2 separate regions of the Homo sapiens genome follow, and region 2 is linked to region 1. A link is a contact called in ENCODE Hi-C data. All regions are on one chromosome and are shown on one strand. Each heading gives the region's core, a stretch centred on a gene start or an enhancer-like site at or near the end of the contact. The rest is flanking DNA. Distances are from core to core; before and after follow the strand shown.

Region 1 (3,762 bases), core at 524-3,023:
TCAATTAGGAAGACAATAGAAAAAGATTTAAATACTTTTCAACAGTAAATAGAAGACTGACAAGTTATTTCAATTTTAAAATATGCATCAAAAATATTGAAATTCCTGAGGGCAATATATTATGTTTTTAAGCAGTTTACACATTCTAATCCAACAAGTCAAGTCTACTTGGACACAGTAAATTTAGACTGATGGTTTATGACGCTCCAAACTAAAATCGGTATCATAAGACCATAAACAATCCCATTTATGTTTATTTTAATTATGATTAATGGTTTGCCATTTGTGTAGTTTTAAATGCTTTAAATAACCTGAACTTGGAATGAATCAACCTCCCCCTGAATTTACATGAAGTATTAGTTTTTTACCAAATTTGATTACAAATTATGAAAGCAAGTTTTAAAATTACCCTCCTTTGTTTTGTAATGGTAAACATCTTTTTTCAGACCTAAAATCATTCCATTCTGATATAATGGTAAACATTATTTTAAAATATTATTATTTTTGTTGTATGGTTAAATCCCATGGCTTTTCATATTTTGAAGAGTTCTGTAGCACTTTGGTAAATAAATATCAACAAATGATAAAGTTATCATGGAAATATAAATTGAAAGCCTTATTTATAAAAATGAAGTCATAATGCTTTTTCTACTCTTGCTGCTTTCACAACCAAATTTTTCTTTGTTGTATCACCTAATCAAAGTATGATGAGTGGGTCTCAGATTCAGCCTAAGAAAAGGAAGAAATGCTTATAGAAGTTCTAAAGCTAGAAAGATTTATCTACACAACTTACAGACTTTTTTGAGATATAATGTTTATAAAAATTTGGAAGAACCCAAAATGCCTAACAATACAGAACTAATTAAATATATCACATGAGAAAGTATGTATTTATTTTTTTATTTTATTTATTTATTTATTTTTTTTGAGACAGAGTCTCACTTTACTGCCCAGGCTTTGATCCCTGGGATCAAACCAGGAGGTTGGAGTGCAGTGGCATGATCTTGGCTCATTGCAAACTCTGCCTCCTGCATTCAAGCAATTCTCCTGCCTCAGCCTCCAGAGTAGCTGGGACTACAGGAGTGTGCTACCACGCCTGGCTAATTTTGTGTTTTGTAGAGATGGGGTTTCACCAAGTTGGCCAGGCTGGTCTCAAATGCCTGATTCGGGTGATCTGCCTGCCTTGGCCTCCCAAAGTGCTGGAATTACAGGTGTGAGCAACTGCACCCAGCCTGTAGGTATTTAAACTATATTATAAAACAGTATTTATTAACATGAAAATGTTTATAATCTATCACATGTTAAAAGCCAGTCATACATGTATTACATAAGGCTCTTTTTGTAAATTTGATAATGTGTATCTTTTTGGAAAGGAAAAACACTAGAAGAATTTGTTTTCACTCTTAATGGTGATTACCTTTGGGGAGATGGTGCTGTTGCGGGAATCAGGAGACTGGAGAGACCTCTGGGTGGAACAGGAAGATTTTATTGAATGCACTTAGGCCCCGTGGATTAACATCCAAAGGCTGGGCTCTGAACAAAGACAGGGCTTGACTTTTATACACACTTCTGAAAGGTGGTTGGCTAGTTTGAAACAAGTTTACAGTGGCGTGGAGTGCAGTGGCATGAAAGCAAGTGTACGGAAGCAGAACAAAGGCAGTTAATCAAACTGTGACAGGTTCATAACTCAGGCTTTCATGTGACTCTTGCTATGCGGCCCAGATGGCTGTTATCTCAGCTTGCTCAAGAGCCTTGCACAAGCTTATCTCATATCCTTCACTATGGTGCCTAGATGGCTGCAGTCCAGTCCTGCTCAGGCATGTCTCATGACCTTCACTGTGCTACTCAGATGAAAAACAGAAATTTACAGTCACTAGTTACAGAAAATAGGAATCCATAAACTCATAAAACTTGCAGAGCAGAGTACAACCACATGGAGTGGGGAGGAATTTTGTGGGGGACGTTTACTCATACCAAAGGAGAGAGGAAAATTTGTTTTTCTTTTTCACATTTCCTGCTTCAGTGCATTCTCTAATGACTTTTTCTCTTTCTTTCTTTCTTTCTTTCTTTTTTTTTTTTTTTTTTGAGATGAAATCTCACTGTGTCACCCAGGCTGGAGTGCAGTGGCGTGATCTCAGCTCACTGCAAGCTCCTCCTCCTGGGTTCACACCATTCTCCTGCCTCAGCCTCCCAAGTAGCTGGGACTACAGGTGCCTGCCACCACGCTTGGCTAATTTTTTGTATTTTTTAGTAGAGGCAGAGTTTCACCATATTAGCCAGGATGGTTTCGATCTCCTGACCTCGTGATCCACCCGCCTCAGCCTCCCAAAGTGCTAGTATTACAGGCGTGAGCCACCGCACCTGGCCTTTTTTTTTTTTTTTTTTTTTTTTTTTTGAGAAGGTATCTTGCTCTGCCACCCAAGCTGGAGTGCAGTGGTGTGATCTCAGCTCACTGCAACCTCTGCATCCCGGGTTCAAGTGATTCTCTTGCCTCAGCCTCCCCAGTAGCTGGGATTACAGGCACCCACCACCATGCCTGGCTAATTGTTTGTATTTTTAGTAAAGACAGGGTTTCACCATGTTAGCCAGGCTGGTCTCGAACTCCTGACCTCAGGTGATCTGCCTGCCTCGGCCTCCCAAAGTGCTGGCATTGCAGGCATGAGCCACCACACCTGGCCCCTTATGACTTTTTTGTTTCCTTATGAATGTCTATGCATAAGACACTGTCTGGAACATTAAATCATCTTGAAAGTGCATGTCTGTGGGATCATATCTGGACTCTCAGTTAACAGAAAACTTGTAAATAATTTACGATTTATCTTTTTAAAAAGTTAGAGCAGATTCATATTTATCCCTACAATGACTTATTGCTCACTTTATATTCTTCTACATGCTCTCTTAAGCAGGGAAGAAAAGGGTAAGTATAAGATACACTTGAAGGTTGGGCATACTCCTGGATTCTCACCTGTATATGTGTCATTTATGGCTATGTTAGATGCTGTTCCTTCTACTTGGAACCCATCTCTTCCTAATCACTCTCAGGTCTAAGCATAAGTGCAACTTCCCCCGGAAATTTTCCTTGATCCCTTGTGTTAGGCTATTCTTGCATTGCTATAAAGAAACACCTGAGGCTGGGTAATGTATAAAGAAAAGAGATTTAATTGGCTCATGGTTCTGCAGGCTGTATCAGCATGGCTCCAGCATCTGCTTCTGGTGAGGGTCTCAGGAATCTTCCAATCATGGCAGAAGGTAAAGAGGGACTGGGGGAGCAGGTGTGTCACATGGGGATAGCCAGAGCAAGAGAGACAGGCAGAGGTGCCACACACTTTCAAACAACCAGATCTCATGAGAACTCACTATCAGGGGGACAGCATCAAGCCATGAGGGATCCACCCCAATGACCCAAATACCTCCCCTCAGGCCCCACCTCCAACATTAGGGATTGCAATTTCAGCATGAAATTTGGCGAGTACAAATATTCAAACCATATCATCCCTATACATTTATATTAGGTGCTTTCACATGTCCCTGTAATATCCTCTATGCCCATATCAAAGCATTTATCACACTACTATTTTTCATTTACTTAGCTGTAATCCTTCCTAGAATGTGAGCTTCGTGGAAGAAAAAACTTATATCTTTCTTGAGATCACTGATCCTCAGTCCCTAAGACCATGCCTGAATCCAAGTAGATGCTCAATAGATATTTGTCAAGTGGACAAACAGATCTATCTTGTCTATTAGAGTAGGGGAAAAAAGATG
Region 2 (3,762 bases), core at 336-2,835, 130 kb before region 1:
AGTTGAAGACTCGAGGTTCAGAAGATATTATATTTTCTCTCCCTTGTTTCTATCCGTACCCCAAAAGTACACTGGGCAACCCTTCAGCAAAAAAGCCTTTAGTATTTAGTAGGTGCTCAGTAAATACATATTACAATAAGGTCATAGCATAGCTATCTTGAACATAGTAGGTACTCAATAAATATCTGTTACATTGAGAACGTCATGACGCTTCACCTTCGCACGGGGTAGGTGCTCAATACATATCCATTCAATTGAAAAGTCTGCAGTATACCTGCTTTTCACATAGTAGGTGCTCAATAAGTATATTTTACATTAAGGTTATTTAAGATAGCTGCCTTGCACACAGTAACCTCCCAGTAAATGGCTACTGAGCAGTTGTGGACACTCCTCAACCCAGGCAGGGGTGACATTAATCAACCCCCAGGCACAGATCCATGAATGGAAATGCACGTCTCGAGGTAGTGCTTTCGAGAGTGCTGGAGAGGCGCGTGACAGTACGCGGCCGCTGCGCTCTGTCGGGACGCTGCTGACCCACTGCTGGCTCCAGGGTATCGATTAGCGATCGGAATCCATTCCCCACCCAGGGGCGGGAAACAGCCGCCGCCTCCAATGGTCATTTCGGGGACGCACCTGGAACTCCCGCCACAGCCCCCTCCCGGGGCATCCGCCCACCCCGGCTTCACCTACGATTCCGTAGAGTAGCTGGCAGAACAAAAGCAAAAGCCGGCCTGACTTCCGATTGCTTTCCTGATAGAGAGCAACCCGGGAGGAGGCTCAGGGAGCCGGCCCGGGACCCAGCTGGGATGTCAAACCCGAGCCGCTGCCCTCTCCGGCAGGCTGGGGCTCTGGGTCGCCCAGCGGCGAAAGCGGCGGGGTCCCCCCACTCCCCCTCTCCCAGGGGCTACCTACCGCCAGTGTAGGCGCCTCTGTCGGGTGGCGAGGGGAGAGGACGCTGTATTAACCCTTCAACGAGAAAGGGAGAGGCTGGAGGGGAGGATAATCGGGACTGCGATCCGAATCTGAACTCGCAGTGTGAACTGCCCCTCGGCGACCCCAAGCGCTCCGGACTGTCCCCGGGGGTGGGGTCCCCTAGCGGCGCCCGGCCCCTGCGTCCTCCTCCCCTAAACACAACGCGAGGAGCCCAGCGGCAACCTCCCATCCCAAACGGGTCCAGGACAGCACCGGCGCGCGGTCTGCAGGCGAGGAGCTCACCCAGGGCAGCCGGGCGGGTCCCGCGGGAGACCCCCGCCGCTCGGAAACTCGCTAGTTTGGCAGTGGCTTGGCCTGGGGGGCTTATTGTTAGGGTAAGGTGGGGAGGCAGTGCGGGCGGGGAAGTCTCATCTCTTCCCCGCTTCTCCGGAGCCCGCCGAACTCCGAGAGGCGCAGGCGGCGGGAGGAGAAAGCCAGCGGAGGGGAGCCACTTACCGAGGCAGAGCCCGAGAGCGTGGCGGCCCGGGCGCGAGCCGCCCTTTGTCTGCGGCCGCGGCGCCGGCGCGCTCGGCCAGGCCGGTCCCAGCCACGGCGCACGGCGAGCTCCCGCGGTCGCCCCGACAGCCCGGCTCGCTGCTCCAGCTCGGGCTCCGGCTCCCGCCCCGGCCCCGGCCCCAGCCTGCGCCGCCGCCGCCTCGGCTCCGCCCAGAGCCGGGCCCCGCCCCCGCCCACTGGGCCCCCACCTGCTGCGGCGGTGGCGCTGGGGAGCCGGGCCCTGGGCGCCCGGGGGCGGCAGTCTCCCGCGCGCCCTGCTCTGCCCTCCCGCAGCCTCCAGGCCGCTCAGCCGCGCGGTCCTGGGGCCTTCCCGGACCCAGTCCCGCGGAGACGAGCTCACCTGGGGAGCCGAGCCCCGTCCCGGGTAGCCTGGCCTTCCCGGGGCACACGCGGTAGAGCTCCAGTCACTCAGAAGCCCTTCCTCACGCCCGCCGTGGGTGGGGGATCCTCGGGCTCCGTCCGGGAGGGAGGGGGCGCCGAGAAGGCGGGAAGCGGGGATCTGCCTGAGCCCGGTCGCCGCCCCGCCAGCCCCGCGCGGCTGCAGCCGCCGGGGGCCCGGTGGGAGGGTGGGTGGGGAGAAGGAGCCGGCGGGGACCGGTGGGCTCTGGAACCGGGGAGACCCGCGCGCGCGGGAAGGGGCACTGGGCCGAGGGTCGAGGGGGCGCGGAGCCCAAGTGCACCGGTCCCCAGCCGGCCTGGGATTCCGAGCGGGCCGCCTGGGCTGTGAATCTGTGCTCATTGGCATGACCGGAATAAAACTAACAAAAGAGAACCAACACTTTGGGATCCAGAGGAAAGGGACAGAAGAAGCCACTGGACCCTAACACTGGTAATAACTGGTGCTTCTGTGGTGCCTTCAGCGAGCCCAGAGCTGTGGGCACCGATGAGGGTCGTCACTGAACGCGGTGCGTCCCGTTGGAATGGTTGAGGCGCTGCTTTTCTAGGCATAGAAAAGTCTGATAACCTAAATATTGCATAATGAGGTCACTGGTGGCTTTAGCTGCCCATGAGCCTTCTCCTCTCCCAACTCCCAAAGCCTTCCGAGTGAGACCTGCGTTTTGGCACTTTCATAGGGTCTGCTGTGTACTGCAGTTATTCCCGCTTCGTCCCCCACCTCTACCCCCAGACCCTAATACAATTCCAGACGCTTAATAATTGTTGCAAGAATTCGCTGTCGAATTTTAGCGTGGGCAAAACATAAAAATGAAGGATTGTGGGATCATATTGGAAAATGCACTAAGGGTTTGCACAGTGATGGTGGTATGAAGGGTAATGAGTGTTGGCTGCCATTAGTACATAGTTGCGCTGCGACTCCTATGTGTGCAGGTAGTAGGTTTAGGATGATATGCTAAGTTAGAGACTGCAGTTATCAGGACCTTCATTAACCTCAGAGAATAGTTAGGGATAAGGAAGGAGTGTGTAACAAGCGAGTGTGTGTATATCTGTGGTAAGACATTCCAATGTGTCTTCCCCAAAGAGAACATTTTAACATTTTGCTTCCTTGATTTTCATTACAAGTAGTATCAATTCAGCAAGTAGGCATAAATATGAAATGTTTTGTGTTGATTTATTCATTTTTATAACATCTCTTCTATGAAGGAAGAATAAGAGGCCCCAAGGCTGCTCATTTAATCCAAAAGAAACAGAAGGGCAAATGTCCCGCCACTTTAAGCCCACTAACTGCAAAGTGAGGATCTGGCGAGTCCGAATGAAGAGACTGACCCCCATCAACACCTGGAAAGCTCAGAGTCCCCCTCCAGCGTGTTTTTGTTTTTTTTTTTTAATCTGTTTATCTTAGGTCTGGAAGCTGCTCTTGAGAGCAATGTGCTTGTCCACGTGAGATAATTTATCTCTTCCATTTGGCAACTGGGAAAATGTAATTTTCTCTGTGTGATGAGCATGAGTGAGTGGTTCATACATAGTGAATGGCCATCCTCCAAATCGCGGGACAAGAGACTGTGAAATATGCATGTTTAATATCAGTGCCCATTACCGTACGATGGCAGGGGAATGAACAGGAAGCGAGTATCTGTCTGGGGCTCTCCACTGTCAGGTAAAGTGGTGTTCTGTTCTCCTTGCTGCTATCAGGAAACAAGTTATTTCTTATTTTTACTCCATAGGGAAGACTTCTAAAGAAACAGCTGGCTGAAGTCGGTGTCAGTCACTAGAAAATAACTGCACAGAATTCTGGAGTTGGGAAGTTCACCAGGTCATTCTGTTTGAAGACTTTTTTTCTGGGAGGAAAAAAAAATGAGCCAGCATTTCCTTACTGCC

Evidence for each region. Hi-C counts contacts between places; a loop is a spot of excess contacts on that map. Pooled maps may share reads with other maps.
Region 2: a pooled map of psoas muscle shows a loop between it and region 1 (2.2-fold over the local background). The contact joins the promoter of MAPK4 here to the enhancer-like site in region 1. A Hi-C loop is called at or near these places in 2 of 50 pooled maps.

What each region holds. Positions count from the first base shown.
Region 1 is chr18:50,423,307-50,427,068 of GRCh38, reverse strand. No RefSeq gene overlaps it. Among named protein-coding and RNA genes, the nearest start is that of SKA1, 50 kb to the right of the region's middle. RefSeq lists a cis regulatory region at 1,394-2,014. Within about 2 kb of position 1,773, at least 3 of the 41 ENCODE cell types and tissues checked have a DNase peak (open chromatin) inside an H3K27ac peak, as active enhancers do.
Region 2 is chr18:50,557,910-50,561,671 of GRCh38, reverse strand. MAPK4 (mitogen-activated protein kinase 4) reads right to left here and starts at 1,585. Exons shown (of 6, transcript NM_002747.4): 1 at 1,429-1,585.